2 separate regions of the Homo sapiens genome follow, and region 1 is linked to region 2. The links are chromatin loops, found by intact Hi-C in ENCODE. Cell type or tissue: heart right ventricle. All regions are shown on one strand. Links, peaks and the distances in the headings refer to the core of each region. The heading gives the core; the rest is flanking DNA. Region 1 has its middle 150 kb from the start of SPATA18. Region 2 has its middle 220 kb from the start of SPATA18.

Region 1 (15,939 bases), core at 2,859-10,858, 63 kb before region 2:
GAATCGAGAAGTTACCAGAAGAGAAATCCCAGGAGAGGACTGGGGCTGTTCCAGCTTGGGTGAAGGTCCAGGTGGCCAGGAGTTTGGAACACTAAGATTGGCCTAGCCTGGGTCCCAAGCCCACGTTGGTGGTGGGGATGATGCGGCTCGGGAGGTGTCGATCAAGTGTTACCAGAAAGTGGCAAGAAGGTGAGTGCTGGGCAAACAAAGACAAAGGCTGCTCTATACACCTTATTTGCCTCTTGAGGATATTGAGAAAATATGTGTCTACTAAGCTCTCAAACTTTTTTTACTGATGATTTAAGGAATTGCTATCATCAGCATTCTCATCAGTCTTGGGGCCTTTTTTCTTTCCTATCAGACTTAACACCAAGTTGAGATCTCACTGTTCTCTCAGTGCTGAGGCAGCTCCTGGAAGACCCTGCAAACCTCAGCCCCTGCCTCCCCTCCCCTTCCATCACTAGCCAGTGATAGGAACAATATGTATATGCAGAGACAAGGCAGCAACATTCACTACTGAGACTGTCACTGTCAGGGGAAAAAGCAGTCTATAGAAGAAACACAAAACAGCCCAGAAACTAAACAGCTGCCTGGTGTGTGCTATTATGCTGCAAAATGTTCCAGCTCTGATGACATTGCTCTCTCTGTGTGTGTGTGTGTGTGTGTGTGCATATTCATCATGTTTTTTTTATTTTCTGTATTCTGATGATTTGACATCTGAGCCTTGCTGACCCTGGAGAAACTGCCTTCCCAGGGTTAGCTAATTCCTAGAGATAGCAAACAACTGGTCAAGGAGCATGCCTTTGAAATGCAAACCAACCAATCCAGACTCCACACCCTCTACTGGACTTGCCCACACCAAGCTACTGTCTACCTGCCTTCATCATGCCAGGCCCTGGTACCAGACAACTGGGGAAAGCCCTTGTGTCCCATAGCTTCCTAAAATTATTTAGACTGGCTAATCCTAAACCAGTTTACCTTGCCCTTTCCTTCCTGCAAAAAAAAAAAAAAAAACACACAAGAAAACCTCCTGCTCATGTTTCCCCCTCATTCCCTGTGCTTCCTGGTTGATCTGGGTGCTTCCCCACGTGGCCCTGCATGGCGTGCTGTGCCTCCTGCATCTAGGGATCTGTGCCTATACAAACTTCTTCCAGGCTGGGCATGGTGGCTCATGCCTATAATCCCAGCGTTTTGGGAGGCCAAAGCAGGAGTATCACTTGAGTGCAGGAGTTTGAGACCAGCCTGGGCAACATGGCCAGACATTGTCCCTACAAAAAATAAAAAAAAATTATCTGGGTGAGGTGGCTTATGCCTGTAGTCCCAGCTACTCAGGAGGCTGAGGCGAGGTGGGGATTGCTTGAGTCCAGGAGATCGAGGCTGAAGTGAGCCGTGATTGCAGTACTTCATCCAGCCGGGGTGACAGAGGGAGACTCCACCTTTTTTTTTTTTTTTTAAAAAAAGATCTTTCTTCTTGACAGTCATTTCCATGTCTGTCTTACCATACGTGATAAATACAAATTAGCCAGTATTACGTGATAAATACAAATCCCAGATACTGTTTAAAACAGTGTGTGGAGTGTGTGTGTGTGTGTGGGGGGCATGTGGTGTGTGTGTGGTGTGTGTGTAGGGTGTGGGGTGTGGTTGTGTGTGTGATGTGGTTATGTGTGTGTGTTGTGTGTGTGGTGTGTTTGTGTGTGTGTTGTGTGTGGTGTGGTTGTATGTGTGTGGTGTGTGTGTGTGCTGTGGGGTGTGGTTGCATGTGTGTGGAGTGTTGTGTGTGGTGTGGTTGTGTGTGGTGTGGTGTGTGTTGTGTGTGTGGTGTGGTGTGTGTGGTGCGGTTCTATGTGTGTGGTGTGTGTGTGGGGTGTGGTGTCTGGTGTGGTGTGGTGGTGTGTGTGTGGTGTGTGTGGTGTATGTGTGGGGGTGTGTGGTGTGTGTGTGGGGGTGTGTGGTGTGTGTGGGGGTGTGTGGTGTGTGTGGTGTGCGTGGTGTGTTGTGTGTGGTGTGGTGTGTGTGTGTGGTGTGTGTGGTGTGTGTATGGTGTGAATGTGTGTGGTGTGGTGTGTGTGCTGTGTGTGTTGTGTGTGTGTGTGTGTGTGTGGTGTGTGTGTGTGGTGTGTACACACAAGCATATGCAAATCTACAATGTTTAGGAAAAGCAGGCTTGGACTTAGCTTTTCTTAAGCTCCAATTTTCTCCGGAACTTGCACAAGAGATGCCAGGCTTTCTGATGCTGGTGATGGCCCTGTTTGCCAAGTGTTTATCTCATGAATCATAACATTGGCCTTTCATTTTATTTTATTGGACCAATTCTCCTGGGAACATATTTTGTATCCAAGGAAATGATATTAAGAATATCCAATAAGCCAATTTCAATAAGCCAACAACTCAGAAATTTCTCAAATTCCTGAGCTCAAGTGATCCTCCTGCTTTGGCCTCCTGAGTAAACAGGACTACAGGCATGCACCACCATGCCCGACTCATTTTTTAATTTTTATTTTTGTAGAGACCAGGATGTCTCTATGATGCCCAGGCTGGTCTTAAACTCCTGGGCTCAAGGGAAGCTCCCTCTTTGGCCTCCCGAAGTGTTGGAATTACAGGAATGAGCCATCTCACCCAGCCAATCTTAGCATCTTAAAGCAGAAATCTACCAGGCACATCTGAAAGTGTGGGGGGAGGACTGTGATCAGTAGTAAATGACACCTTGAGGACACGCTGGGGTTGGCAGAATGATGGGCTCTGTCTAGGAAAAATGAAGTGAACCTTCCCTAAAATCCAAAAGACACTGACGAGCTGATTTTGTTTCAAGCAGATGAGTGAAGGAGGAAATTTGACATGAGAAGAAAATCTTTACCCTTTAAAGAAGAAAAATAAGGATTAAAATAATTTAAGTGTTCATTTTGCCAAGCTCTTTGCTTAGTTCTTACAAACCACCCAAGGTTTGTAGCCAAATACTTTGAAGCTCCCCATCACTGTCACCAGAAGTTCCTGGAGAATGGAGTTGGTGGACCCTGTATGGCTTTTCTTTTCTTTTTTTTTTTTTTGAGATGGAGTCTCCCTCTCTTGCCCAGGCTGGAGTGCAGCGGCCCAATCTCGGCTCACTGCAACCTCCGCCTCCCGGGAGGTTCTCCTGCCTCAGCCTCCTGAGTAGCTGGGACTTCAGGGACACACCACCACACCTGGCTAATTTTTGTATTTTTAGTTGAGATGGGGTTTCACCATGTTGGCCAAGCTGGTCTTGAATTCCTGACCTCAAATGATCCAGATAAGATTGTTTTAGAGGTTTATGGGAGGTCTGAATCCATGTTCATGTCACAATGTGGTTCTGTGATTAAGTTCTTGATGACAACTGTCTTGTTAACTACGATTATTGAGGGCAAAGGTCAAAGTTCAACATAGCGGATGACAGCTCCATTCTTTCTCCACTGTGAAGACTGGTGGAGGAGAAAGGAAACTAAAGTTTCCTAGAGGTCTGATTTTGCTTCCTACTCTACACACATTATTTCATCTAAAATTCTCAGAATGGCTGGACATTGTGGCTCATGCCTATAATCCCAGCACTTTTGGGGCCCTGTATGGCTTTTCTCTTTTTACTCTTAATTCTTCTTTATATCCCTGGGGCAAATTAGTGTTCAATAAATGTCTGTTAATAAAGGACAGCTTGATCTCCAGTTGTAATTAATACATGTCATCTGTTATAGGCAGAATTCTGACCCCCCCAAAGATATCTACATCCTAATTCCCAGGGCATGTGAATACATTAGATTGCATGGTAAAGAGAGAATTAAGGTTGGAAACAGAATTAAGGCTTCTAATCAGCTGACTTATAAATAAGGGAGATTATTCTGAGTTATTGGGTAGGCCCAATATAATTACAAGGGCCCTTAAATGTGGAAGAGGGAATCAGAAGATAGAACCACAGTGATGTAGTGTTAGACCTGGCCCATCCTTGCTGGCTGTGAAGATGGAGGAAAGCAGCCACTAGCCAAGGAATGTGAAGAATGCAAGAAAGACAGGATCTCCCCTATAGCTTCCAAAGGAATCCAGCCTTGCCGACACCTTGATTTTAGTGCAGGAAGACCCATTTGGACTTCTGCCCTGCAGAACTCTAAGATAATAAATTTGTGTGGTTTTAGGTCACTAAATTTGGGGTCATTTGTTGCAACAGCAATAGGAAAGGAACATGCCATCTCTGACTCCATTATCACAACCAATGTAGAACTGGCTCTTTTTCATTATTTAGCCTAACTGCCTCAGTCTCCTCTTCCTATCACCAGTACTCTACCCAGGCTGCTAGGACACAGAAAAGAATTGTCCACCTTCAATTATCATCTGAGAAACAACTCACAGAAACGTGCTTAAAGGTCTTCAATTCAAGGTCTAGGTATAATTCAGCTTCTCAAGATAACGGCACTTGAATCCTAAAGAGTGGATGAGCTGTTCATGTGTTTCCTTTGAACTCAGCCTCTGTAACTCACCAGGGGAGGTGTGAGGCAGCAGCCCACAGGCAGAGTTATTCAGCAGTCCTCTCTCCTGAGGGGCTCTTCTCCCCACCAGGCCCATCTGTTTGCATTCTGTTGGGCAGGAACAACTCAAAAGGGATTTAGCCTCTCCTTTATGCCAGCTTCAGGGAGAGCCAAATGTGGCTCTGTCAACAAGTAGGAGATCAAAGAGCTACCACTCCTCACCCCTAGCCAAGCAGAAAGGAGGCCACGTGGAGTACCTCTCTCCCTCTAGGAGGGCTGCAATGACCATCTCCTTATATGTTGTGTTACCTTGGCCTCTCGGAATTTAAGTGAGACCTTGACCACTACAGAGTTTTCAGTTTATTAACACTACAGGCATATCCAGATGTGTTTTAAGAAACTGTATATTTTAAATGTTTACATTTAATAGATTAACACATTTAACCCATAAAAAAGCAATGCCATGTAATGATGCAATTCAGGACTTATAAAAAAATTAATTCATAGTACACTACAGGCACTGTAGATTGCTAATGGGGTATGTAGTAAGTTGAGGTAATGCAACATCATCTTTGAATTCTGTCCGTTCATTTCTGTGACTCTTTGGAGTTGATGATTTGGAGAGAAAGTTGAGAGTATAAACATGAAACTCACTGTGGGTGGGAGGCCTCAGCCAAGTAGAACTCCTGCCCCACACCTCTCCACATCAGCCCTGACATCCACCTCCCTTCCCTGCTTGAAGTGATCCCAAACATTCCTGTCTGCACTGGGAATGACAGTGAGTAATTTAGTGATGAGACATCAGAGGCTTCAAGAAGCATATAGGAAAAAGGAAGAAGGGGAGCTAAGCTGAGATGGATATGTGGCCTTCATGACTGCAGAATCCAAAATATATTCTCTCCAGCTGGTCATTCATTTCAGGAAACAGTTTGTATTAGGAACTTAAGCTTGCAAAAACATAACTCAGGGAGAATTTATGACTTTTTAAGTGTAATTTTAGTTCCTGCAAAGAGGCTAATTGCTGAAGGAGAACTCTCTAGCACTGGAGAGGAAGGAAGTGTACCCTATCTCTTTATGTTCCATTTCTTTAGGAATATCTGAGCTTAGGGGGTGGTGCTGTCAATGGACTCCAATGACCCTAGAGAGGCCTAGGACTCATAACAGAGCTATGGTCTATTTTTAAGCCTGACTTAAAGGTCTGGAAGTTATTAGAGCTTTGCTAAATGGGCTAACATGAAGTTGAGAAGTCTCTCCTCTGGCCTCTACCACCACACTAACTATTTGGCTGTCACTGAATATTTTTATTAGCATGGGCAAACAGGTGATAATACAGAAAATTGTCTATTCCAACATTGGCGACATTCTCTGGTCTGAAGTATTTATGATTTTCTTTTCCAATTGCATAAACTGTAGGAAACCACTTTTACATTCCAGAGTTATTGCTGCACAAGAGAACTGAAGATCTACTTCTTTATTGTTAGTGGAGAGGAAGTTATATGTAAATGAAACCCCAACTTCAAGTATAATAAGCCTACAGCAATGGTCTGAGACAAATTTCCTTTCTGTTCTTCTTGCTTCCTGGCTTCCTTTCTTCTTTCTTCCTTCCCTTGCTCTTTTCTTCCCTCCCTTCCTTCTTCCCTTTATCCTCCCTTCCTCCCTTCTTTCCTCCTTCTCTGGTGGTGTGGCTCAGGCCATGCTTATAGTTTAAACCCCCTTAAGTCATTTATTATACCTGGAACATAAAGTGTGAAGTATGAAAATGTGGGGAGGGGCACTTTTGAATCACGAGGAGAGCTTTAAACATACTGATTCCCGATCCACTTGCAGAAATTCTTATTTGATTGGTCTAGCAGGTGGCCTCGGCACCAGGATTTATAAAAGCTCCATAAGTGGTTCCAATGTGAAGTCAAGGCTGAGAACTACTGGTTGAAGGAAAATCAATGCTGATTTGGTCAAATGATTGGTTTATGTGCTTCCTTGTCGACAAAACTGGCTAAATAAAATGATTGTGTTGGAGTTTTTGAACGGACATGACCTCAAAGTGATTTTTTTAAAAAATTCAAAATGAGGCAGTGTTGGCTTGAAATAATACAATTCCAATCATATTCTTTCATGTTCTATCCTCCAGTCTGTGGGGCTGCTTCAAACTTGCTAACCCAATACAGGCAGAGCTTCACTGTAGGCTGATGAAGTTTTTGGACCGTGATGTCTGATTGTACAGCACAAATTCAATTATAATCCTAACATGACCACTGGCCAACTAGCCCAATGCGGAGAGCGTGAAGTCGGTTCCCAGATCATCAACAGGATGCTGTCCTTGACATCTGGAACACCAATCTAAGATGCAAGCAAATAGTTTTGAAATAAAGTTAGGTCTCTTGACCAATTAGATATATGTGTTTGACAGAAACCCTGTGCAATTTATTAGCTATCCAGATAGTTTCCAGCAGGTATGAATTTCTAGTGATTCTGGGTTATTGATTGTTTCATGATCAGGATGGAAGCTGAAAGGTAATGTGGCATGAGTTCCAGCTGGAGATAGTTGAATAACAATGAAAAAAAAATGTATGTGATTAAGCACCTGTGAGCAATTACTAGTGGTGCCTTTGGATGAGCCAGAACCCAGGCCTGGTACTCTACTCTTCTTTCCTACCAAGACTGTGGCATACAATGTCTGTTTTAAAGCTGTACTGTAGTGCTACTGGCTATTACAGTACAAAGGTCTCACCTATGTACTGGAAGGCTCCAGACATTACAAAAGCATGTTTACATGTGCGTTGAGTTAGAGCAGGGTTTCTGAACCTCGGCATTGCTGAACTTTTGGTCTGGGTAATTCTTTGTTGTAAGGTCTTGTTCTGTGAATTAAATGTAGGATATTTAGCAGCACTCTGGCCTCTACCTACAAGGTACCAATAGTTGTGACAACCGGAGATGTCTTCAGACATTGTCAAATGTCCCCCAAAGGTGGGGGCAGGGTGGGAGGTGAGGACTGGGTAAAATTGTCCCAGTTGAGAATCAGTGAGTAGTTCTCTTGATTTTATAGTATAAGAAAAGTAAGGTTTTTTTTTAATACAAAGCCAGAATGATGATTCTAAGCCACTTCTGAAATTTCATTCACGGCAAATGAATCTCCTTTTTCTTTATTTGTCAAACCCAACAGTTTTGATTTTTCAGTCATCTTTGTATGCTCCGTGGTGCTCAACATAATGTTCTATTCACATAGTTGGTCCTTAGCAATGCTCTCTGAATGAGTAAAAAGATCCATTTTTCCCCTACTTCTGTCAACATGTTCTGGGTGGGCTCCGGGAATTTAAAATTGGCCTAAGCCAAGCCAATCGGACCACTCCGTTTCTCTGGACATAGTAATAGGTACCAGGCTCACACATACCTGAGCCAGCTTTATGAAAGTGAATCATAGGACTTGATGGGAATGTTGGGATCAGCACACTCAGTTTAGCCTTTTGTCGTTGCTACTGTTCTTCCTGCTGGTTTTGAACTTGGAAGGATGTCACCCCTAGAATTCTGGCAGCTTTGTGATGCTACAAGCTCTTATAAGAGGAGAGCCTGTTGGAGAGCTAACCAGTAAAGATGGAGCAGAGCTGAGAGATGAAAAGAAGGACATCAGATCCTGATTTGTACCTCTGGATCTGGTGGCTTCTCGCTGTGGTATTTCTAGCCATGACCGTCTCTGGACTCATCGGTTGCTTGAGCCAATATTTTCCTGCATATCTATCTATTTCCATTTTTCTTATTTTTTTGTTTAAGCCAGTTTGAGTTAGGCTTTCTATCACCTGAGATTAGAAAAGTCCTCATTTAGGCTGGATACGGTGGCTCATGCCCGTAATGCCAGCACTTTTGGAGCATGGATCCCCTGCTCAGGTGGGTGAATTGCTTGAGACCAGGAGTTCAAGACCAGCCTGGCCAACATGGCAAAACCCCATCCCTACAAAAAAAATACAAAAATTAACCGGGCATGGTGACAGGCACCTGTAGTCCCAGTTACTTGAGAGGCTGAGGTGGGAGGATCACTTGAACCTGGGAGGTTGAGGCTGCAGTGAGCCATGATGGCACCACTGCACTCCATCCTGGGCAACAGAGTGAGATCCTGTCTCAAAAAACAAAACAAAGCAAAACAAAATCTGTGAAGAATGACAATGGTAGTTTAATGGGAATTGCATTTAATCTACAAATTACTTTGGGCATATGGCCATTTTCATAATATTGATTCTTCCTATCCATTAGCATAGAATGTTTCTCCATTTGTTTGTTTCCTCTCTGATTTCTTTGAGTAATGGTTTCCAGTTCTTGAAGAGGTCCTTCACTTCCCTTATTAGTTGTATTCCTAAGTATTTTATTCTTTTTCTAGCAATTTGGAATGGGAGTTCATTCATGATTTGGCTCTCTGCTTGCCTGTTGTTGGTGTACAGGAATGCTAGTGATTTTTGCACACTGATTTTATATCCTGAGATTTTGCTGAAGTTGCTTATCCGCATAAGAAGCTTTTGTGCTGAGATGATGAGGTTTTCTAGACATAGGATCATGTCATCCGCAAACAAAGATAAATTTGCTTCCTCTGTCCCTATTTGAATATGCTTTATTTCTTTCTCTTGCCTGATTGCCCTGGCCAGAACTTCCAATACTATATTGAATAGGAGTGATGAGAGAGGACATCATTGTCTTGTGCCAGTTTTCAAGGGGAATGCTTGCAGCTTTTGCCCATTCCATATGAATTGACTGTGGGTTTACCATATATGGCTTTTATTATTTTGAGGTATGTTCCTTCAATACCTAGTTTATTGAGTTTTTAACATGAAGGGATGTTGAATTTTATCAAAAGCCTTTTCTGCATCTATTGAGATAATCATGTGGCTTTGTCTTTAGTTCTGTTTATGTGATGAATCACATGTGTTGATTTGCAAGTGTGGAATCAACCCTGCATTCCCAGGATGAAGCCTACTTGAACCTGATGAATAAGCTTTTTGATACGCTGTTGGAATCCACAAACAATCCCATTACAAAGTGGGTAAAGAACATAAACAGGCACTTCTCAAAAGAAGACATGAGTGGCTGACAAGATGGCCAGTCTGCGGCTCCCAGCGAGATCAACACAGAAGACAGAGGACTCCCTCCCCTAGCCAAGGGAAGCCGTGAAGGACTGTGCCATGAGGAATGGTGCTCTCTGGCACAGACACTACACTTTTCCAACCGACTTCACAAACTGAAGACCAAGAGATTCCCTCAGGTGCCTATGCCACAAGGGCACTGGGTTTCAAGCACAAAACTAGGCGGCCATTTGGGCAGACACCAAGCTAGCTGCCGGAGTTTTTCTTCATACCCCAGTGGCACCTGGAAAGCCAGTGAGACAGAACCATTAACTCCCCTGGGAAGAGGGCTGAAGCCAGGAAGCCAAGTGGTCTAGCTCAGTAGATCCCACCCCTGTGGAGCCCAGCAAGCTAAGATCCACTGGCTTAAAATTCTCGCTGCCAGTACAGCAGTCTGAAGTCGACCTGGTATGCTTGAGCTTGGTGGAGGGAGGGGCGTCTGCCATTACTGAGGCTTCAGTAATTGCAGGGGTCGACAGACACCTCAAACAGGAGAGTTCCGGCTGACATCTGCCAGGTGCCCTTCTGGGATGAAGCTTCCAGAGAAAGGAACAGGTAGCAATCTTAGCTGTTCTCCAGCCTCTGCTGGTGATACCCAGGCAAACAGGGTCTAGAGTGGACCTCCAGGAAACCTGCAAAAGAGGGCTCTGGCTGTAAGTAGGAAAACTAACAAACAGAAAGCAATAGCATCAACATCAACAAAAAGGACGTCCACAGAGAGACCCCGTCCAAAGGTCACCAACAGCAAAGACCAAAGGTAGATAAATCCACAGAGATGAGGAAAAACCAGCTTAAAAGTCTGAAAATTCAGAAAACCAGAATGCTCTTCTCCTCCAAAGGATCACAACTCCTCACCAGCAAGGAAACAAAACTGGATGGAGAATGAGTTTGATGAATTGACAGAAGCTTCAGAAGGTGGGTAAAAACAAACTCCTCCGAGCTGAAGGAGGATGTTCCAACCCAATGCAAGGAGGCTAAGATTCTTGAAAAAAGGTTAGATGAATTGCTAACTAAAAGAACCAATTTAGAGAAGAACATAAATGACATAATGGAGCTCAAAAACACAGCATGAGAACTTTGTGAAGCATACACAAGTATCAATAGCCTAATCGATGAAGCAGAAGAAAGGATATCAGAGATTGAGGGTCAACTTAATGAAATAAAGTGTGAAGACAAGATTAGAGAAAAAAGAATGAAAAGGAATGAACAAAGCCTCTAAGAAATATGGGCCTACGTGAAAAGACCAAACTTACATTTGATTGGTGTACATGAAAGTGACAGGGAGAATGGAATCAAGATGGAAAACACTCTTCAGGGTATTATCCAGGAGAACTTCCCCAACGTAGCAAGACTGGCCAACATTCAAATTCAGGAAATACAGAGAACTCCATAAATGCTAATTGAGAAGAGCAACCCCAAACACATAATTTTCACATTCACCAAGGTTGAAATGAAGGAAAAAATGTTAAGGGCAACAAGAGATAAAGATTGGGTTACCCACAAAGGGAAGACAAACCATAAGACTAACAGTGGATCTATCTGCAAAAACCCTACAAGCCAGAGGAGAGTTGGGGCCAATATTCAATATTCTTAAAGAAAAGAATTTTCAACCCAGAATTTTGTATCCAGCCAAACTAATCTTCATAAGTGAAGGAGAAATAAAATCTTTTACAGACAAGTAAATGTTGGGAGATTTTGTTACCACCGGGCCTGCCTTACAAGAGCTCCTGAAGGAAGCACTAAATATGGAAAGGAAAAACTGGTACCAGCCACTGCAAAAACATACCAAATTGTAAAGACCATCGACACTATAAGGAAACTGCATCAACTAATTGGCAAAATGACCAGCTAGTATCATAATGACAGGATCAAATTCACACATGACAACATCAATCTTAAATGTAAATGAGCTAAATGCCCAAATTAAATGACACAGACAGGCAAACTGGATAAAGAGTCAAGACCCATCAGTGTGCTGTATTGAGGAGCCCCATCTCACATGCAGAGACACACATAGGCTCAAAAAAAAGGGATAGAGGAAGATTTACCAAGCAAAAGGCAAGCAAAAAAAAAAAAAAAAGAAAAGAAAAAAAGAGCAGGAGTTGCAATCCTAGTCTCTGATAAAACAGACTTAAACCAACAAAGATATCAAATTGTCTCTGTTTGCAGATGACATGATTGTATATTTAGAAAACCACATCATCTCAGCCCCAAATCTCCTTAAGCTGATAAGCAACTTCAGCTAAGTCTCAGAATACAAAATCAATGTGCAAAAGCCAAAAGTATTCCTATACACAAATAATAGACAGAGAGCCAAATCATGAGTGAACTCCTCTTCACAATTGCTAAAAAGAGAATAAAATACCTCGGAATACAACTTACAAAGGATGTGAAGGACTGCTTCAAGGAGAACTACAAACCACTGCTCAAGGAAATAAGAGAGGATACAAACAAATGCAAAAACATCTCATGCTCATGGATAGGAAGAATCAATATCATGAAAAAGGCCATACTAACCAAAGTAATTTGTAGATTCAATGCTATCCCCATCAAGCTAACATTGACTTTCTTCACAGAATTCGAAAAAAATACTTTAAAATTCATATAGAACCAAAAAAGAGCCCATATGTGGCATAGTGGCACACCTCTGTAATCCCATCTACTCAGGAGACTGAGGCAGAAGAATTGCTTGAACCCAGGAGGCAAAGGTTGCAGTGAGCTGAGATCATGCCACTGCACTCCAGCCTGGGTGACAAAGTGAGACTCTGTCAAAAAAATAAAAAAATAACAGCTCATATAGCCAAGACAATCCTCAGAAAAAAACACAGCTGGAGACATCACACTACCTGAATTTGAACTGTACTGCAAGGCTACAGTAGCCAGAACAGCATGGTCCTGGTACCAAAACAGATATATAGACCAATGGAACAGAACAGAGGCCTCAGAAATAACACCACACATCTACAACCATCTGATATTTGACAAATCTGACAAAAACAAGCAATGGGGAAAGGATTCCCTATTTAATAAATGATGTTGAGAAAACTGGCTAGCCATATGCAAAAAACTGAAACTGGACCCCTTCCTTACACCTTGTACAAAAATTAACTCAAGATGGATTAAAGACTTCAACGTAAGACCTAAAACCATAAAAGCCCTAGAAGACAACCTAGGCAATACCATTCAGGACATAGCTGTGGGCAAAGACTTCATGACTAAAACACCAAAAGCAATAGCAACAAAAGCCAAAATTGACTAATTCCGACTAATTAAACTAAGGAGCTTCTGCACAGCAAAAGAAACTATCATCAGAGTGAACAGGCAACCTGCAGAATGGGAGAATATTTTTGCAATCTACCCATCTGACAAAGGGCTAATATCCAGAATCTATAAGGAACTTAAACAAACTTAGAAGAAAAAAACAAACAACCCCATCAAAAAGTGGGCAAAGGATATGAGCAGACACTTCTCAAAAGAAGACATTTATGCCACCAACAAACATATGAAAAAAAGCTCATCATCACTGATCATTAGAGAAATGCAAATCAAAACCACAATGAGATACCATCTCACGCTAGTTAGAATGGTGATCATTAAAAGGTCAGGAAGCGACAAATGCTGGAGATGATGTGGGGAAATAGGAAACCTTTTACACTGTTGGTGGGAGTGTAAATTAGTTCAACCATTGTGGAAGACAGTGTGGTGATTCCTCAGAGATCTAGAACCAGAAATACCATTTGACCCAGCAATCTCATTACTGGGTATATACATAAAGGATTATAAATAATTCCACTATAAAGACATGCACACATATGTTTATTGCAGCACTGTTCACTATAGCAAAGACTTTGAACCAACCGAAATGCCCATCAATGATAGACTGGATTAAGAAAATGTGGCACATATACACCCTAGAATACTATGCAGCCATAAAAAAATGAGTTCATGTCATTTGCTGGGACATGGATGAAGCTGGAAACCATCATTATCAGCAAACACAGGAACAGAAAACCAAACACCACATGTTCTCACTCATAAGTGGAAGTTGAACAATGAGAGCATATGGGCACAGGGAGAGGAACGTCACAGAGGGTGGGGGTGCTGGGGGAAGGATTTCATTAGGAGAAGTACCTAATGTAGATGAAGGGTTGATGGGTGCAGCAAACCACCATGGCACATGTATACATATGTAACAAACCTGCATGTTCTGCACATGTATCCCAGAACTTAAAGTATAATAAAAAAAGAAAAAGAAAAAGAAGACATACATGTGGTCAACAAACATATGAATAAAAGTTCAACATCACTGATCAGTAAAGAAATGCAAATCAAAACCACAATGAGATACAATCTTACACCAGTCAGAATGGCTATTATTTAAAAGTAAAAACAAAAAAACAACAACAAAAAAAAAACAGATGCTGGCGAGGTTGCAGAGAAAAGGGAACACTTTTATACCATTGGTGGAAGTGTAAGTTAGTTCATCCATTGGGAAAGACAGTGTGGTAATTCCTTAATGACCTAGAAGCAGAAATACCATTTGACCCAGCAATACCATTACTGAGTATACACCCAAAGGAATATAAATCATTATATTATAAAGACACATGAACATGTATGTTCATTGCAGCACTTATTCACAATAGCAAAGACATGGAACCAACCTAAATGCCCATCAATGATAGACTGGATAAAGAAAATGTGGTACATATACACCATGGAATACTATGCAGCCCTAAAAAGGAATGAGATCATGTCCTTTGCAGGGACATGGATGGGGTTGGATGCCATTATCCTCAGCAAACTAATGCAGAAACAGAAAACTAAACACTGCATCTTCTCACTTATAAGTGGGAGCTGAATGATGAGAACACATGGACGCATGGAGAGAACAACACTCACTGGGGCTGTTGGAGGGGTAAAGGGAGGGAAAGCATCATGAATAAAAGGAATGGATGCTGGGCTTAATACCTAGGTGATGGGATGATCTGTGCAGCAGATCACCATGGCACACGTTTACCTATGTTACAAATCTGCACATCCTGCACATGTAGCCCTGAACTTAAAATAAAGGTTGGAAAAAAAAAAAAAAAAAAAGAAAAGACATGGCTCTACATGAGGGCTGGCCCAATAAGGAACAAATAAGACTCAGTGCAAATATTAATTTAGGATTGCATAATCTTAGCATTGAGGAGATCTTAAAAGTAAGGGCTTGTGCATCACCTGACATTGGGGGTCCTTTTACCACATCGTTGTCAGAAGAACTCTGGGCCCTGCTTGAATGTTTCGGGAAGGTCAGAGCTTGCCAAAGTCTCTGCATTTCTCTGTGCAGCAGCTCTGGCTATTAATAAATTCCTACTATTAAGCAAAATCTGCTTCCAAGAAACTCCTCCTAGGAGCTAAGTCCATAGCTAAATAGAACAAAAAATGTTTTGTTTTGTTTTTTACAATGAAGACAGATACCATGTCTGTTTTTAGCCAAATCTTCTCCATCTCAACCATTCTCAAGTGCTTCCAGATCCTCCTGAAAAATCATGATCCAAATCTTTGTAATTGTAAACAGACTTTGGAGAGCTACAGACGTCAGGTTGTAACCCATCTTCATAGCTTTTCAGCTGTGACTTTAGAAAAGTTACTTATAGTTCCCTAGTAACTATGTTTTCTTTTTTTCTCTCTTTTTTTTATGATACTTTAAGTTCTCGGGTACATGTGCACAACGTGCAGGTTTGTTACATATGTATACATGCACCATGTTGGTGTTCTGCACCCATTAACTCGTCATTTACATTAAGTATATCTCCTAATGCTATACCTCCTTCCTACCCCAACTCCACGACAGGCCCTGGTGTATGATGTTCCCCCCCCCCGTGTCCAAGTGTTCTCATTGTTCAATTTCCACCTATGAGTGAGAACATGCAGTGTTTGGTTTTCTGTACTCGTGATAGTTCGCTCAGAATGATGGTTTCCAGCTTCATCAATGTCCCTGCAAAGGACATGAACTCATCCTTTTTTATGGCTGCATAGTATTCCATGGTGTATATGTGCCACATTATCTTAATCCAGTCTATCATAGATGGGCATTTGGGTTGGTTCCAAGTCTTTGCTATTGTGAATAGTGCTGCAATAAACATACGTGTGCATGTGTCTTTATAGCAGCATGATTTATAATACTTTGGGTATATGACCAGTAATGGGATGGCTGGGTCAAATGGTATTTCTAGTTCTAGATCCTTGAGGAGTTGCCACACTGTCTTCCACAATGGTTGAACTAGTTTACACTCCCACCAACAGTGTAAAAGTGTTCCTATTTCTCCATGTCTTCCCCAGCACCTGTTGTTTCCTGACTTTTTAATGATCGCCATTCTAACTGG
Region 2 (15,939 bases), core at 4,005-12,004:
CCCTTCTCTCAGTAGCAAGCCTGATAGTTATCATAGGAAAAAGGAATAGCTTCTCTGTCTTTATGGAAAGAACTCTATATGAGTTTTTTAGGCTTGTTCTTGATAGCTAAAAGAATTTAGAAAATCCTCCCTCTCTGGACAGAACCTAGCTTTCAGGCTTACTGTCTGAAAAAGCCTATTTTGATTCATGAACATGGAAACAAAAGAGAAATGCTCATTTATAGTTTTTGAAGAATTACCTCTCATTACATAGACCAAAAAAAAAAAAAAAAAGATTTACGTCAAGATGTTTGCAGTGGTTATAACTATATGATAAAATTATGCAATTTTTTTCAGCCTGGTATAGTGGCTTATGCCTGTAATCCCAGCACTTTGGGAGGCAGAAGTGGGCAGATCACTTAAGGTCAGGAAATCGAGACCAGGCTGACCAACATGGTGAAACTCTGTCTCTACTAAAAATGCAAAAAAAAATAGCTGGGCATTGTGGCACATACTTGTAGTCCTAGCTACCCAGGAGGCTGAGGCAGGAGAATTGCTGGAACCCAGGAAGTGGAGGTTGTGATGACCCGAGATCATGCCACTGCACTCCGGCCTGGGTAAAAAAATAAATAAATAAATTTTTTTAAAAATGTGATTTTTAAAAAATTCTTCTTGTTTTGACTGTGTTTTCTGACTTTTCTACAATGAACATGTACCACTTGACTAAAATTAAAAATAAAAACAATAAAAGTTATTTTTAAAATATGTCTGTAGCACTATCAGTTGGGAGTTACTGATCTGTAGCAGGTAAGAACTCGAGGCAAATTACAGTCTCTGTGGGAGCTGATTTAAACTTGTCAGAGCAGTTAAATTAATTAGGTCTTAACTGACATTTAACAGCAAGGGTGGCAGACCTGATATCACACAGCAAGGACTTAGAAAATTAGGGATAATGACATGCAGATTGTATTTCTGCAAAGCATGCTCAATTCAAAGTGCATCAAGTAGTGTTCGTAAAAAATGCCTCTGTATTTTAGGTTATTCTTTTCCACGAGAGTTGCATGGGTGGAAATATCTAAGATGAAACACAAGCCTATTTTTGTTGGTACTTCTCCTTTGTATATTTTTGACAAGGGAAGTATTTCAGGCTTTGCTGGAGCTCATTCACATATGGATCATTGTTAATAAATCCTGCAGAACTTTCCCCCTGTAACAAAGAGGGATAAAGAGCTCTCTTCTTTGGTAGGTAATTGTTCTTGAAAAAAAAAATAATAAGTTACAAGAGTTAGATTTGTAATGTCCAGGAGAAAAGACGAACTTCAGAGTTTCCAGGGAAGTGTGAAACAAACTTCCAGGCTAGAAGGCAAGAGAGAGGCTTAGTTGCCATCACAGCTGTTCACTTGGCCTGGCCTGGGACAAAGCTGGGTGAAGGGAGGAAGTGAGAGCAGACGAAGGAAAGGAACCACAGCACGCCTTGAAGAATCAAGAACAGTGCAGCTGACCGTCCCAAGCAAGAAACTTAAACCCCAGCCTTCAGGAAAAGAAAAAGGTTAGCAGGAAATCCTAGACTCTATTTTTGCTTCATATTTCCTTTGCATATATGAGGCAAACAGAAAGAGCCCCCATCTCCAGAGTAAAGAAACTAGCCAAGAAGTTTTCATTTTTCACTTGGAAACCTCCACAGCCATGTCAGACACTGAATCAAAATATAACAGAGTGGGTTTGCCAAACACTTCTAGGGCAAAGGTTTCTTTCTGCAGCTCTACCAATCCCAGACTATTACCTGTCTACGGCCTCCTAGGCTGGGCCTTAATCACTTCCAGCTGTGCTGGCTCCTGTAGTCCCTTTAGCCCCTCCCCGTCTGGCCTCCCTGCACTCTGCCTCTCATGTAGGAAAAATTAAGTATTGCACTTAAATCCCCCCTTAGGACTTAGGGGTCCTGAGCAGGAGCCTCACCACAGTATCCATCTCCAGCCACAGATGACAGGGCTGTCTTGCCTCATGTAGGGGTGTCTCCTTTCTGCCCCGAAGCTGAGCTCTTTTCCTGGCTCCCTACTAATCGGTTACAGCTATGCACACAAAGTAAAGGAGGTAGAGCACAGCTCCACTGGAGAGAACCTCTGCCCTCAAAATCCCATCCTGGTACCCACATACCCCAAATTCATAGCCAGTGATGTCCTGATGGCACCAGCTGCAGGGATTGGTTCCTTAGGACTAAATTTGTTCCCTAGGGCTCAACCGTCTCCAGGCAGTCATCTTCTGAAATATACATCTTTCTGCCTGGATGGTATCTGCATTATATCAGTTTAAGCCTTGGTGATTTGCAGGGACTGAAAATCTGTGGCTAGAATTAGAATGGAAAGTGCCTGACACCGGGCAGCCATTACCCTATCTCTTACATGTCATTAATCAATTATGGGGCAAATTATCCTGATAACTAAGACTGAGGCTTCATTATCTTCAACACCTCATGTCAGGTAGCCACTAAACTCTGAAAAGAATCGGGAAATTCGGTGAACTCTCTTTGCCATCTTTGGGCTAAGTCCTAGGCTGCATCTTGGGTTTAGTGGGCAATGAATCTGGGCCAGTGGGCAGTGATTGCCTATATCGGTGTTTCCTAAACTTGACCTTACATCAGATTCATCTAGAGGGCTTTTTAAAACACAGATTTCTGGACCCCACCCCCAGAGTTTCTGACTCAGTAAGTCTCAGATGAGGGCCTAGAATTTACATTTCTACCTTGTTACCCAATAATGCTGCTCCAGGCCTGGGGACCACATTCGAGAACCATTGTTTTACATCACAGCAAGGAACTTGAACTTTACTCATCAGGCAATGTAGGATCCTTGGAGGGTTTTAATGTAGGTGGGAGGGGGTCATGGGATCAAGTTTACAATTCTGAAAGCTCAGGTGGCCGCAATATGGAGTATTGACTTGCAGGGACTGCAGCTGGGAGAGGACGGCTAACCAGAGGCTATTGGCAGAATCCAGATAATTTTCACTATGAGGTGTTTCATATAATGTTACAGTGTGAGATCCTGGCAACAAAATTGCAGTGATTAGCCTCCAGGAGCCTGAGAAAGGTAGAAAGTTGAGAGAGATGATTTAGAAGAAAGATGAAGGCTGGGCATGGAGGCTCACGCCTGTAATCCCAGCACTTTGGGAGGCTGAGGCAGGCAAATCACTTGAGGTCAGGAGTTCAAGAACAGCCTGGCCAACATGGTGAAACCCTGTCTCTACTAAAAATACAAAGATTAGCCAAGCGTGGTGGTACACACCTGTAATCCCAGCTACTCAGGAAGCTGAAGCAGGAGAATTGCTTGAACCCAGGAGGCGGAAGTTGCAGTGAGTCAAGATTGTGCCACTGCACTCAAGCCTAGGAGACAGAGCAAGACTCTTTCAAAAAAAAAAAAAAAAAAGAAAGAAAGAAAAGAAAAAAAGAAAAAACTCTCTAAAATATAGATATAGGAGGCCTGAAAGATAAATGTCGGCCATTTCACAGTTTTGCCAAGGGCCAATCTGGTTCCCAGTGGGCACAAGAGACTGGGACCTTGCAGAGAGGTCAGAAGTCACACTCACCAGGCGGACCTCCTAAATAGGTACTGGCTCTCTCCCTTCATTCCTCCCTCTCTTTCCTGTGGAGTAATATTATTAGGGTGAATGGTGTGTAGAGAACAGATCATAATTACTAGGAGACAAGCAGTTTCCCAGCTTCATTTTTCAAAGTCTCAAAAACACAGACTTGGAGTGCAGGCTTTCCTGGTTCAGTTCAATAATGTTTGGCTAAGCCTGGTCCTTCTGGCTGAGTGTCTGAGGTATAATTTTGGAAGGACATTAAAAATAATCTATACTCTACCAATAGTGCTTTTCTAAGGAGGATAGGCCTATGGTTATTAGCATACACATGATAAAAGAGAATTCAGAATTTTACTATACATTCCAGATATGTAAGTGAAGCTACTGTAAGGTTTGGACAAATCATCATAATACCCACAAATGGCATCATGGAAGACCCTGCTTGTCAACTTTCAGTGGATTCATGTGGCTTCCAACATCCCTTGACTCAGCTACAGGCTACAAAATTGGTTAGATTGGCCTACTCTGAATCTGCTTTGCTTGTTTTCATCTTTGCTTCTGCCCAGAAAATTCTTCAGCTGTGAGATTCCTGTCTCTTTCCTCTCTAAGTTCTGACCTAACCTTAAGGTCTCTCTCAAATTTACCTTCCTTCATCACTTTTCTTCAAACACACCAACCCATTATCATCCCTCTCCACTCTGAAACCTTATGGCACTTACAGGCTAAGCTTATCCTTTGGTCCTTGGATATTAGTTCCCTTCTTAGGAGTAAAAGTCTTGGCTTCCCAGACTGATAGTAAATTCTTTGGAGCCTGGAGTAGTTGAGTCCCATCTGTCTAAAAATGAGCCATTATACTCACATTATACTCTCATGGGTGACATGGGGAATGTGTTGGCTCAGTTCCTAAATCCTTGGGCAATGAGGCCTGCAGTTGGGCCTCAGGCACAGCTAGAAGCAGGGACATAAACACTGCCAGCTCATGATCTCTTCCTCTCCAGCTCTTGTTTCTGAAACCTGTTCTGTTCTCTTAAACTGTATCCTCAGCAGTGGTGGGAATTTGGCCATTGGCAGCTCTCTGACTCACATTTGACAGTCAAGCCACCAGAGAGGGCATGGCTCCCTTCCCTGTTTACAAGTTCAAAAAAATCAGATTGGCCTGGCTTTGGGACATTCCTAGCCTTGGATCAATTAATGAATGATGGCCAGTGGGGAGGCGGAGAGTCCATTTCATGCCCCATTCTCCTTTCCAAAGAAGCCCAATTTTGTTATCCTCCCTTTGGTGTATGGTTTCAAGGGGACCAGCTTCCGGTGTAGCCTCGAGGGTGGGTCTGAAAAGTCCAAGCTGAGGGTCAGCAAACTTTTTCTGGAAAGCACCAAATAGCCAATATTTAGGCTTTGCAGGCCATATCTCTATTGAAACTGCTCAACTCTGCCATTGCAGTCTGAAAGAAGCTATAGACAATATGTAAATAAATGACAGTGTGGTTGTGTTCCAATAATATGTTATTTACTTATGGACACTGAAATTTGAATTTCATATAATTTTCAAATACAGTGAACTATTCTTCTTTTGATTTTTTTTAACCATTTAAAAATGTAAAAACTATTCTGATCTCTGGTTTAAGCTCATCCCCTGCCAATGTCTTGGATTGGACCAGAACATGTGATACAACTCGGGTCAGTAGTGTTACTGGTGGTGAATCGTTATGGCTCTGCAGCAACCTCAATTCTTGCCTCTTCAGAAGAAAGAATTTGACCTAGGGACAGACCGAGAGTGAGAGACCAAGGCAAGGTTTAAGGCAGGAGTAAAAGTTTATTGAAAAGTTTTAGGGCAGGAATGAAAGGAAGTAAAGTACACTTGGAAGGGGACCAAGTGGGCATCTTGAGAGATCAAGTGCATGGTTTGACCTTTTGACTTGGGGTTTTATACGTTGGCCTGCTCCTAAGATCTTGTTACTTCCCCCCTGATTCTTCCCTTGAGGTGGGCTGTCTGCATGAGCAGTGGCCTGCCAGCACTTGGGAGGGGCCTCATGCACAATGTGTTTACTAAAATTGTGCACATGATCACTTGAGGCATTCACTTACCAGTCGAGTGTTCCCAAAGGAAGGTCACAGACCAGTTAAATGCTACCATTTTGCCTCTTAGTGTGCATGCTCAAGCCCACTTGCCCAACTCCTGAGATCTTATTGGGAAGCTGCTGATCACCAGTTTCAGGTTTTTCTATTGGGAGACTGCCTTTCCATGGCGCTGGCTGTGGCCAAATACTATTTTAGAGAGACAGCTTAATACCACCTGACTATTACCTGATGGTTGCCTGACATTCCTGGTTGGGTGGGGTTCATCTCCTGCACTGCTCATGTCTGACTAGTTACCTACTGGAACAGCAGGATGTGAAGGGAAGTCTGCTGGGACAGTCTGGGGAAAGATTTTCTCACACTCAGAAAGAAGCATGGGCTGGGCACAGTGGCTCCTGACTATAATCCCAACACTTTGGGAGGCTGAGGTGGGAGGAAGAGATAATCTCCTTTCTGCTTCTGGACCCTGCCTAGTCTAGATATGGCTGCTGGAAATCCTGGGCCCATCCTTTCACCAGCAGCGGAGCTGGGCTGAGAGCAAAGCCCTCACACCGATGCTGGGAGAGCTGAGAGACAGGAAGAACCTGGTCTGTCATGAAGTCTGAGCCACTGAATTAACTACCTTGACACAGCCCTCCCTGCAGTCTTCTTGTGTGAGTGTATAAATATCTCTGTTATTTCAGCAATTGAGCTGGAGTTTCCTGTTAATTGGCTGCAAAGTGAGTGGGGAGCAAAACACTCAAAGAATAGTCTGGAAGCCCATTTTATATGTCCTCATACCTTTATGAGGTATACCTTTATGAGGTATAACATCTTCAGTATACCACCTGACTGACTGATCTTCACTCTCTCCCTCAAACCCCATCTCTTCCACATTCTTCTTAGTACAACATTTGTATTTCTAGTTCCTTCTAAGGACTAAAATATTCCCTGAAATTGCACCAAATGCACATCTGAAGAAACTTCAGGGAGAGGCTCATTGCGACCTTGGGTCTCTCCTCGGCTCACTCACCAAAGTACAGCCGAGAGTGTTTCCTCATATGACCTGTGGCTTGAATCATCATTCCCTCTGCCCTTCCTGATTCCAGCCTCACACCCATGATGAATTCACCTCTTGAGTTAAACTTCTCTTCCCACAGTTCTGGCCACCCTCCCACCACATTCCTCCCCCCAGACCACCCTCTTGAGCATCTCCCCTCGCACCCAGGTGCTTGAATGTCAAGACAGGGAAGTTGTTGTTACCCAGCGTCTGACCACAAGAGATGGCACAGGCTCACAGCCCAAGAAAACACCCTGCTTTGCCCTCAGACACAGATTTGGCTAGCAGGTTACCTCCCTGTTTGCTTTTCAGGCAACTATGCAGCCCAGTCGGCTGCCTGCATTTTTTCCACCAGCAGCTGCAAACCCCTATTCCTTTCTCTGCTTGCTGCTTTTGTCACTTTCTTCTCTGTATTTATTTTCTTTGCTTGCACACCTTGTTTTTCTTTCAGGGGACCTGCCATATGGTTCTCCTGTACACAAAGTGTGGAGTGTGCAGAGGCAGCTGGTGGGGTCCCTGAACATGCTGGTCTATGCAGGTGTCCCTTGGAGCTCGAGCTGCCACCCAGCAGAGAGAGGCTAAGCCCCAAATGTGGAGAGGAGAGGAGACCAGAAAAAGGCCAAGGCAGGCCACACAGCTCATTAGTTCATTTTGATTAGTTGCTTTTATCCAGTTGTGAGGAATGGTGAACAGTGATAGATGCAGACAGTCCTGAGATTTTTATCCCCTGAATTACTTACAACTTGGCAAGATTAGATAAACCATGGAGATAGCAGATGGAAGTTGATGTGTGTATGACCAGATTGACTTGTAAGATTTATAGAAGATAGCCTGAAATCCTGATTCTACAGCCTGGAAAGTCTTCTAGGGGGCTTAGACTTTAATAGCTTTCTTTGTCTTTTGCCTCCTTGTTCATTTGTGCTGTTTTTTTCCTCATCAACCTGGGCTGAGAGCCAGGACAGCTGTTCATCTGGACACAGAACCAGGTTAGACTCTGGGCAAGGTGACAACTAAATCCAGCTCCAGATCAGCATTCCAAGGAGAGTTTAGAGAAAGGGGTGTTTTAGGTGATTCCTCCACCCAGAGGGTACACCAATTTGTAATTTATTTCACCTGAGGGCCTTTTCTAATTTGTACAAAGATATCACATAGACTAGCTGAGGGTCAGACCTTAGTCCCTCACTGACTCCTAGGAGGGAGTATCTGCTCACACCAGACACAAGTGAGTTTCTTGTAAACTACAGATTTGAGGGGTCTTGGGCAGAAGGTCTCTTTGCACAATGTACAATCTCTCTCTCACTCTCTTGTTCTGTTCCTTTGTCCCCATCTCCTTCCCCAGAAGCTTAGTGTCATCCTTGTTGCTTAAATAGGCCATTGGAAGTCTTGCTCTCCATCTCCAATGAGTTATCAAAGTATTTATTTCAAATAAATGCAAAGCTCTCCCTGCAGGGATGTCTAGTGAATAATATTACCTCTACCTCAATATGTTGTTGATGACCAAAACAAAACAGTTTTTCTTTGCTAAGCACTAAATTGTTAAACATTGTTGGTTGCAGAAGTAGAGCTCATAAGGTCAAGAGCAGAAAGCAAGCAATCAGTTATTCTCTCTTTACCCCCTCCCCTGACTCACCATTCAAACTTGTTCTGTGGAATTATGCTTTCCTCAGGTCTCCCAATGTACCTGCTTATTTTCGTTATAGTCTTACTTCTGTAATTAAACTGTCTAGTCACATGAAATAGTAAAAACTTCAAATTTCCTTTAAAATGAAGGCTCCCCAATCCTACCAGCTTGGGTCTGCACGATGGTTTCACCTGCCCATGATTCCCTTTCCTCCCTGATTCTCTTTGGGTGGAGAACCAGGGACAGGAGACGTGTGTGTTCCTGGTACCCATGAAATCTGGTGTTGATTCTCTCAGGCCCTGGCAGAAGCTTAAAGCTGAGTTTCTTTGAGCTTGATGAGTGTATAGATCTCTTCCTTTTTCTTGAAGTGTATTTGTGGGCTCTCTGGAGTTTCTCTTGCTGGACCCCTTTGACCATCACTTCAGCTGGCTGCTTTTTTTTTAGACCAAGTCTCTCTCTGTTGCCCAGGGACTACAGGCACATGCTATGACACATGGCTAATGTGCTGAGGTCAAGATTGATCACTGGGTTCAGGTGCTATCAGCTTGATCTAGACATCTGCCTTGGACCTAACAATGCTAGCAGTTATTAATGGTTACTTCCTAGATCCATTATTTCATTAGATGATTAGCCTTTTATACCCACTAATAAAAAAAAAAGTGCATTCTAAATCTAGCATCCTTATGCATTGATTGGCTCAATTGCTCCTATAGAGAGAACTTTTCCTCATTAATTATGGGATATAGTCCATACAGGAAAGGGAGGTTAGGTGTGAGGACTAAGCTCTGATTTTTTAATCTTGCCCCAATTCCCCCCAAGCTGTGTCTTGTGGGGAAAATCTACATTCTATAGAGAATTCCCTTCCCTTTCTAGGTTTTTCTTGATCCAGAAGATAATTAACAGAGTTTGGCATCTTTTAAGTCTGATAAGAAACATTTACACTCTATTCTGTCTGAAGTATGCTATCTGAGGCTTCATCCACATAATAATAACCTTGGCTTCTACAGCTCTTTATCTTGATCTAGACCCTCACTTCTATTGATTCCAAGTCTTTGGATAAATTCTTTTAACCAACTGCCAATCTGAAAATATTTGAATCCACCTACAACCTGGAAGCCCACTGACTCAAGTTGTCCTGCCTTTCTGGATGAAACCAATGTACATCTTCCATGTATCAATTGATGTCTTATGTCTCCCTAAAATGTATAAAACCAAGCTGTAGCCTGGGATCTCCTGGGGCTGTGTCACAAGACATGGTCACTCATATTTGGCTCAGAATAAATCTCTTCAAATATTTCACAGAGTTTGATTCTTTTCATCAACAGAATGAATATTTCAAATATTATTAAAAGATTAAGAGTATTAATGGCTCCCAGTCAGAGAGGGAAGAATAAATTGGGAGGTGGCAACTCAGTAGGTCAACACCAGTAATTTTGTTGTCCTGGCTATTTTACTGAGGACTAAGCTCTGATTTTTTTAAATCTTGCCCTAATTCGTATCTAAGAGATCTATGGAGTCATGCCCTACAATCCATAAGTTCTCATCAGATGGATTTTATTTAACCCTATATATCGTGACTTACTTTCTAATCGGACTCTGGCATAACATTATGTGACAAAGAAGAAAGTCGAAGTATTTTACCCCAAAACATGCTTCTTTGCCATATTTTGAAATGGTCCTGCAAAGCTGTCCTTTGTGGGGGAAAATCTGCGTCTGTAAGAATGTCTATTAACATAGCTAGCTCTTTTTCTTCCAGGCCCCCCAAGTCCTGAAAAGATTAACTAAGAGTCTAGCACCTTTTAAAGGTCTGAATAGGAAACATTTGTCATCTATTGTCTCTAAGGGCAGCCACTATAAGACTTCAAAAGAAACTTGCTGTCTATAATCTTTTATCTTAACCTGAACATTTCCTTTCTATTGATCCCAGGTCTTTAGACAAACTCAACCAATTGTCAACCAGAAAATATTTAAATTTACCTATAGCCTGGAAGCTCCCCCCTACCCCCTGCTTTGAGTTGTCCCACCTTTCTGAGCTAAAACAATGTATTTCTTAAGTGTATTTGATTGATGTCTCATGCCTCCCTAAAATGTGTAAAACCAAGCTGCACCATGACCACCTTGGGCACATGGTCTCAGGACCTCCTGAGGGCTGTGTCGTGGTCCATGCTCTTGGCTCAGAATACATCTCTTCAAATATTTTACAGAGTTTGACTCTTTTCATTGACATTACTATGCCTTGGTTTTCATATTTGAAAATAGTTTGTTCATTAACCACTTTGAGCTTCATTCAAATTTTTAAAAAGGGAGTTATGCAAAGTCCTGTGAAAATTAGTGTACCCTCTACTGCTACTAAAAATAGAAGACAGAAATATGGGGCCAGCTTTAAATATGAAAGTAATTCAATCAGCCCCAGTGCTCATTTGCCATAAATGTAGACATCAAGCAATGGAAATGTGCTGTTTCCTCTTAGCTTTAATGTATATTGCAGGTGCACATATCAGGAGTAATGAAATTCTAAAAGCCCCACAAGAGCCTAAAACCACACTGGATTGACTGCATAACAGAATTCAAAATTGGAGTAAGGGATAGACGAACTATAAAACTGACAGGATTCATTTTCGATATGAAGTTTAAAAGAAACATTCTTGCAACTCAAAGTTTGCAAGCTCTGCAATTTTTATACATTTCAGAATCAGTGTGTGAAATTACAGACATCCTCTTTCAATAAGGCACACCAGGAAAGGTGCAATAAAGCTAAAAATGCACAAATGCTTGCCCAAGGACTCTGGACACTGCAGCCACTCACTCAATACCAGTGCTTTGAGCCACCTATACTTTAAGACATCCCTGGAAACCCTGTTCACCAGTAGAGGGGATTGTCTTACAAGGGAGGGATCTCTTTCTCTCTAATTCTTTCACATATATACATATCACTTCTCTTTTCCAGTCATGTGTGCTCCCTTGCTGTCCCTGGGTTCCCCCTGTACAGATATGGACAGAGAACTCAGTACCTCTTTGAGTTACCCCAAAAGAATCCACTCACCCAAAAGCTTTAAATAAGTAAGGCAGCCTTTGCTAAACACTTTGAAAGAGAGACAAAGGAAAGTGTTTAAATTACTATCCTACAGCAAGCAACTTTAAAATTTCTTTATGCTGTGTATGCTCTCTGAAGTCCTGTTTCAACGTTACTCTCCACTCTGAATGACCTTTTCTCTCTCTCTCTGCTTCTCTTCCATGGACTGACTGCCTATGCAAATGCCTACCTAACCTATCTTTTTACTCTCTCACTCTCAGATTTCCTCAGGAACTTCAAATGTTTCTACCCTTTATTATTAGGCAGATCAAACTAGCTTTCTCTGTTCCTGCCCTCAAATTTGCCTATGAAAACTCATTGCAAAGATTCAGCAAAGTAACAGATTCTCCAGTTAATAGAACCAATACTCCATAGTTCACATATTTAACAAATATTTCCTGTGTGTCTGCCATTTGTCAATGGTTGTCTTAGGAGGTTAGGATATTGCAGTCAGTGACCATCTTTTTCTGTTTGAGCATGATTATGATGTCTCATCTCTACACCAATTTTCTCATGAAAACATTTCTTCCAAACACACATAGTATTCTCTGAAGGGAATTCTGATGAATAAAGTTGTCTACACCTTGCTATATTTATTAATGTAATGCATATATAATGTTATATATATTCATGTTCCAAATACTATATATGAGTATTTATTAATGTTTCATATGTGAATCATGAAGGAATTAAAAATCTGAACAGACCTATAACTAATACGATTGAATCAGTGATCAAAAACCTCCCAATAGAGAAAAGCTCAGGATCAGATGGCCTCACTAGAGAATTCTACCAAATATTTAAGAAGAATTAACACTAATCCTTCTCAAACTCTCAAAAAATAAAAATTAAAGAGTAAAGCTGGGTGCAGAGGCTCATGCCTATAATCCCAGCACTTAGAGAGGCCGAAGCAGGAAGATTGCTTGAGCCTAGGAGTTCAAGGCTAGCCTAGGCAACATAGAGAGATCCTGGCTCTATGAAGGAAAAAAAAAAAAAGAAAAGAAAAATTGAACTGGAGAAAACTCTTCCAAATTCATTCTATGAGGTCAGACTTACCCTGTATTCAACATCAAAGATACTATAACTAAACTACAGGCCAATATCCTTGATCAATGTAATATACCACCTTAACAGAATGAAGGACAAATACACATAAATCATCTCAACTGATAGAGCAAAAGCATTTGACAAAAATCAGTACCCTTTCATGACAAAAACGCTCAACACTAGGAATAGAAGGAATTTACCTCAACATAATAAAGCCCATATGTGAAATGCCCACAATAAAATCATACTTAATGGTGAAAATTAAAAGCCTTTTCTCCAAGGTCAGGGACAAGGTAAGAATGCCCAGTCCTACCACTCCTACTCGGCATAGTTCTAGAAGTCTTAGCCAAAGCAATTGGTCAAGAAAAATAAATAAAAGGCATCTAGATATAAAAGGAAGAAGTAAAGCTTTATGACATTGAGTTTATTTCAATGGAGAAAAGCTTTATGACATAGGATTTGTCAGTGATTTATTGGATATGACACCAAAAGCACAGCAGTAAAAGCAAAAATAGACTAATGGGTTTACATAAAACTTTAAAACTTTGGTGCAGCAAAGGAATAATTTAACCCCTTTTCCCATTTGTCCTGAGAATACTCACTGGTGGTGCTTGCAGCAGCAGCATTTACCCTGAGATAACGTTGCCATGAACTATCTTGCTTTTATTATTATTTTCTCATCACTCTAGCTATCGACTTTGGAAACAAAAGACATCATTCAATTTAAAGCATTCGTAGATAGTTAGTAGTGGTATTTCTATTTACAAAACATAGTAATTCTCTACTGCCAAAAATGTCAAATCCTAGAAAATGTAGCATTCCTACAAATAATGTTAACATTGTTGTTGAATAGTTATAGGCCAAAGATTCATTTGATGAATCTGATTTTCCTGAAATGGATGATTCTGATGATCAGACAATTCTTATGTGAGTTCTGTTTATAAATAACTCTAAAGACAGTTTTTATATTTTATTTTCACATTGAAAATCAGTCAGATTTGTATCAGCCTCAAAGAGTGTGTTTATATAAAATTAAATAAGTGCTGGCAGTGAGCTACGCTTTCTTTTCTAAACAGAAAAAAGGTTAACAAGTGAAAAGACAACCTGCAGAATGGGAGAAAATATCTGTCAATCATATATCTCATAAGGGTATAATATCCAGAAAATAACCCCTATAAAGAACTCCTACAACTCAACAACAACAAAACAAATAATCCAACTAGGAAATGAACAAAATACCTGAACAGACATTTCTTCAAAGAAGATATACAGTTGGCCAAAGGCCATGAAAAGCTGCTCAGCATCACTAATCATCAGGGAAATGCAAATCAAAATCCCATTTAGATAATCACCTCACACCCACCAGATGGGCATTATCAAAAATACAGAAAATAATGTGTTGACAAGGATGTGAAGAAATTGGAACCCTTGTGTATTATTGGTGGGGATGTAAAATGGTACAAGCACTATAGAAAATAGTATGAAGTTTCCTCAGAATTTAAAAATTAAAATACAGTTACTGGGAGTGGGGTGTGTGTGGCCAAGATGGCCAAATAGAAGCAGCTAGTATGCATTACTCTCACAGAGAGGAATGGAAAGGGTGAGTAAATACAGCACCTTCAACTGAAACATGCAGGTACACCCACTGGAACTAATCAAGGAAACAACTCGACCCATGGAGAATGGAGAAAAGCAAGGCAAGACGACAGCCCACTCAGGAGCAACATGAAACCACAGGAACCTCCCCTGCCCAGGTAAGTGGTACTGAAAAATCCGAGGTGACTAGGGACTGGAGCAGACCCCCAGCATACTGCAGTAGCCCTATGCAAAATTGGCCAGACTGTCACGTGGGTGCCCATTCCTTTATCTCCTTGCTGGGCAGTTCCTCCAGGCTTGGGCCTCCAGCCACCCCTTGCTGGGGCTATCAAGCCATTAGAAGCTCTATAACTTCCTAGACAAAGCCCCCAGGCACAACTGGAAACCTCTTTTCTCAAGCCTTTGTAGTGGAACTGCCCTTGCTACCCTTGGACTAATGAAGGAGCAAAGTTCCTAAGTGCCTTATCCACACCTCCAACAAGCTGCAGTCAAACCAACGTCCATCTTCCATGGGTCCCACCCATGCCCTACTGCTCATCACCAAACAGAAAACCCCCAGCTTGGGCCCACAGAACAGACCCTCCCTCCTGGGCTGATTGCACTGAATGACTGCTAACCTACATCTCTCAAGCAAAAGACCCTTGGCCACAACCACTACTAATGTCCCTTCTTCTGCTCCAGGTTGGGGAAGGAACATAAACACTGATATCACCTCAGAGCTGCAGTGGGCAGCCCAGGAGTGCCAAGCTGTGAACTACAGCCAGCACTCAAGGGGGAGAAGAGCCAACACCTTCAGAACATTGAGAGGGAACACAGCTACAACTATGAGGAAACACAGGGGAGCCACACAATTGAGCAAGAATCTAGCAATTGACCAATAAGCCTAAGTGCCATCTACTTGATCACACCCCAAAACTTCAGCACTAAAAATACCTTCCTAACATACTCCACTCTGAAATCAAAGACAAGAAGTCAGCTTCAAATACAGACCCTGCACAAAGCCTTGGCTTTGTGAAAACATCCAGAAAAGAAGTCTGTTGATTGCACTCAATCTACCCTGCAGTTAAAGGAACACCCACATGCATAGATAAGAAAGAATCACCATTGCACTCCACCCTGGGCGACAAGAGTGAAACACCATCTCAAAAAAAAAAAAAAAAAAATATATATATATATATATATATATATATAAGAATCAGTGCAAGAATTCCACCAACTCAAATGGCCAGAATGTCGTGTGTCCTTCAAACAACTGCACCAGGTCTCCAGCAAGGGTTCTTAACCAAGCTAAGCTGGCTGAAATGATAGAAAGAGAATTCACAATATGGATAGAAATGAAGACCATCAAGATTCAGAAAAATGGCAAAACCCAATCCAAGGAAACTAAGAATCATGATAAAATGATACAGGAGCTAGAGGACAAAATATCTGGTATATAAAAGAACCTAATGAGCTGACAGAGCTGAAAAATGTAATACAAGAATTTCACAATGCAATCACAAGTATTAACAGCAGAATAGACCAAGCTGAGGAAAGAATCTCAGAACCTGAAGACTGGTTCCCTTAAATGAAAGAGTCAGACAAAAATAAAGAAAAAAGGATAAAAAGGAACGAACAAAACCTCTGAGAAGTATGAGATTATATAAAGGGCCAAATCTATGAATCACTGGCATCCCTGAAAGGGAGGAGGAGAAATCAAGCAACTTGGAAAATATATTTCAGGATATCATCCATGAAAACTTCCCCAACCTTGCTAGAGAGGCCAACAGTCAAATTCAGGAAATAGAGAGAACTCCTGCAAGATTCCACACAAGAAGATCATTCCCCAAGACATATCTTCTTCAGATTTTCCAAGGTCAAAATGAAAGAAAGAATGTTGGCCAGTGATGGCGAGCATTTTTTCATGTGTTTTTTGGCTGCATAAATGTCTTC

The links. Peaks named below come from ENCODE experiments on the same cell type or tissue, not always from the same donor. Only the 100,000 strongest peaks of a DNase experiment are listed, where the experiment ranks them.
Region 1: a loop joins it to region 2, with 3.0 times the contacts of the local background. A loop is called at or near these places in 2 of 110 quality-filtered maps.

Annotation. Positions count from the first base shown.
Region 1 is chr4:52,197,912-52,213,850 of GRCh38, forward strand. No RefSeq gene overlaps it. Among named protein-coding and RNA genes, the nearest start is that of SPATA18, 150 kb to the left of the region's middle. RefSeq lists an enhancer at 4,166-4,841. In heart right ventricle, for the core only: no CTCF peak of the experiment used is centred there; no DNase peak of the experiment used is centred there.
Region 2 is chr4:52,259,303-52,275,241 of GRCh38, forward strand. No RefSeq gene overlaps it. Among named protein-coding and RNA genes, the nearest start is that of SPATA18, 220 kb to the left of the region's middle. RefSeq lists an enhancer at 9,823-10,419. In heart right ventricle, for the core only: no CTCF peak of the experiment used is centred there; DNase peaks (open chromatin) are centred at 6,790 and 7,622.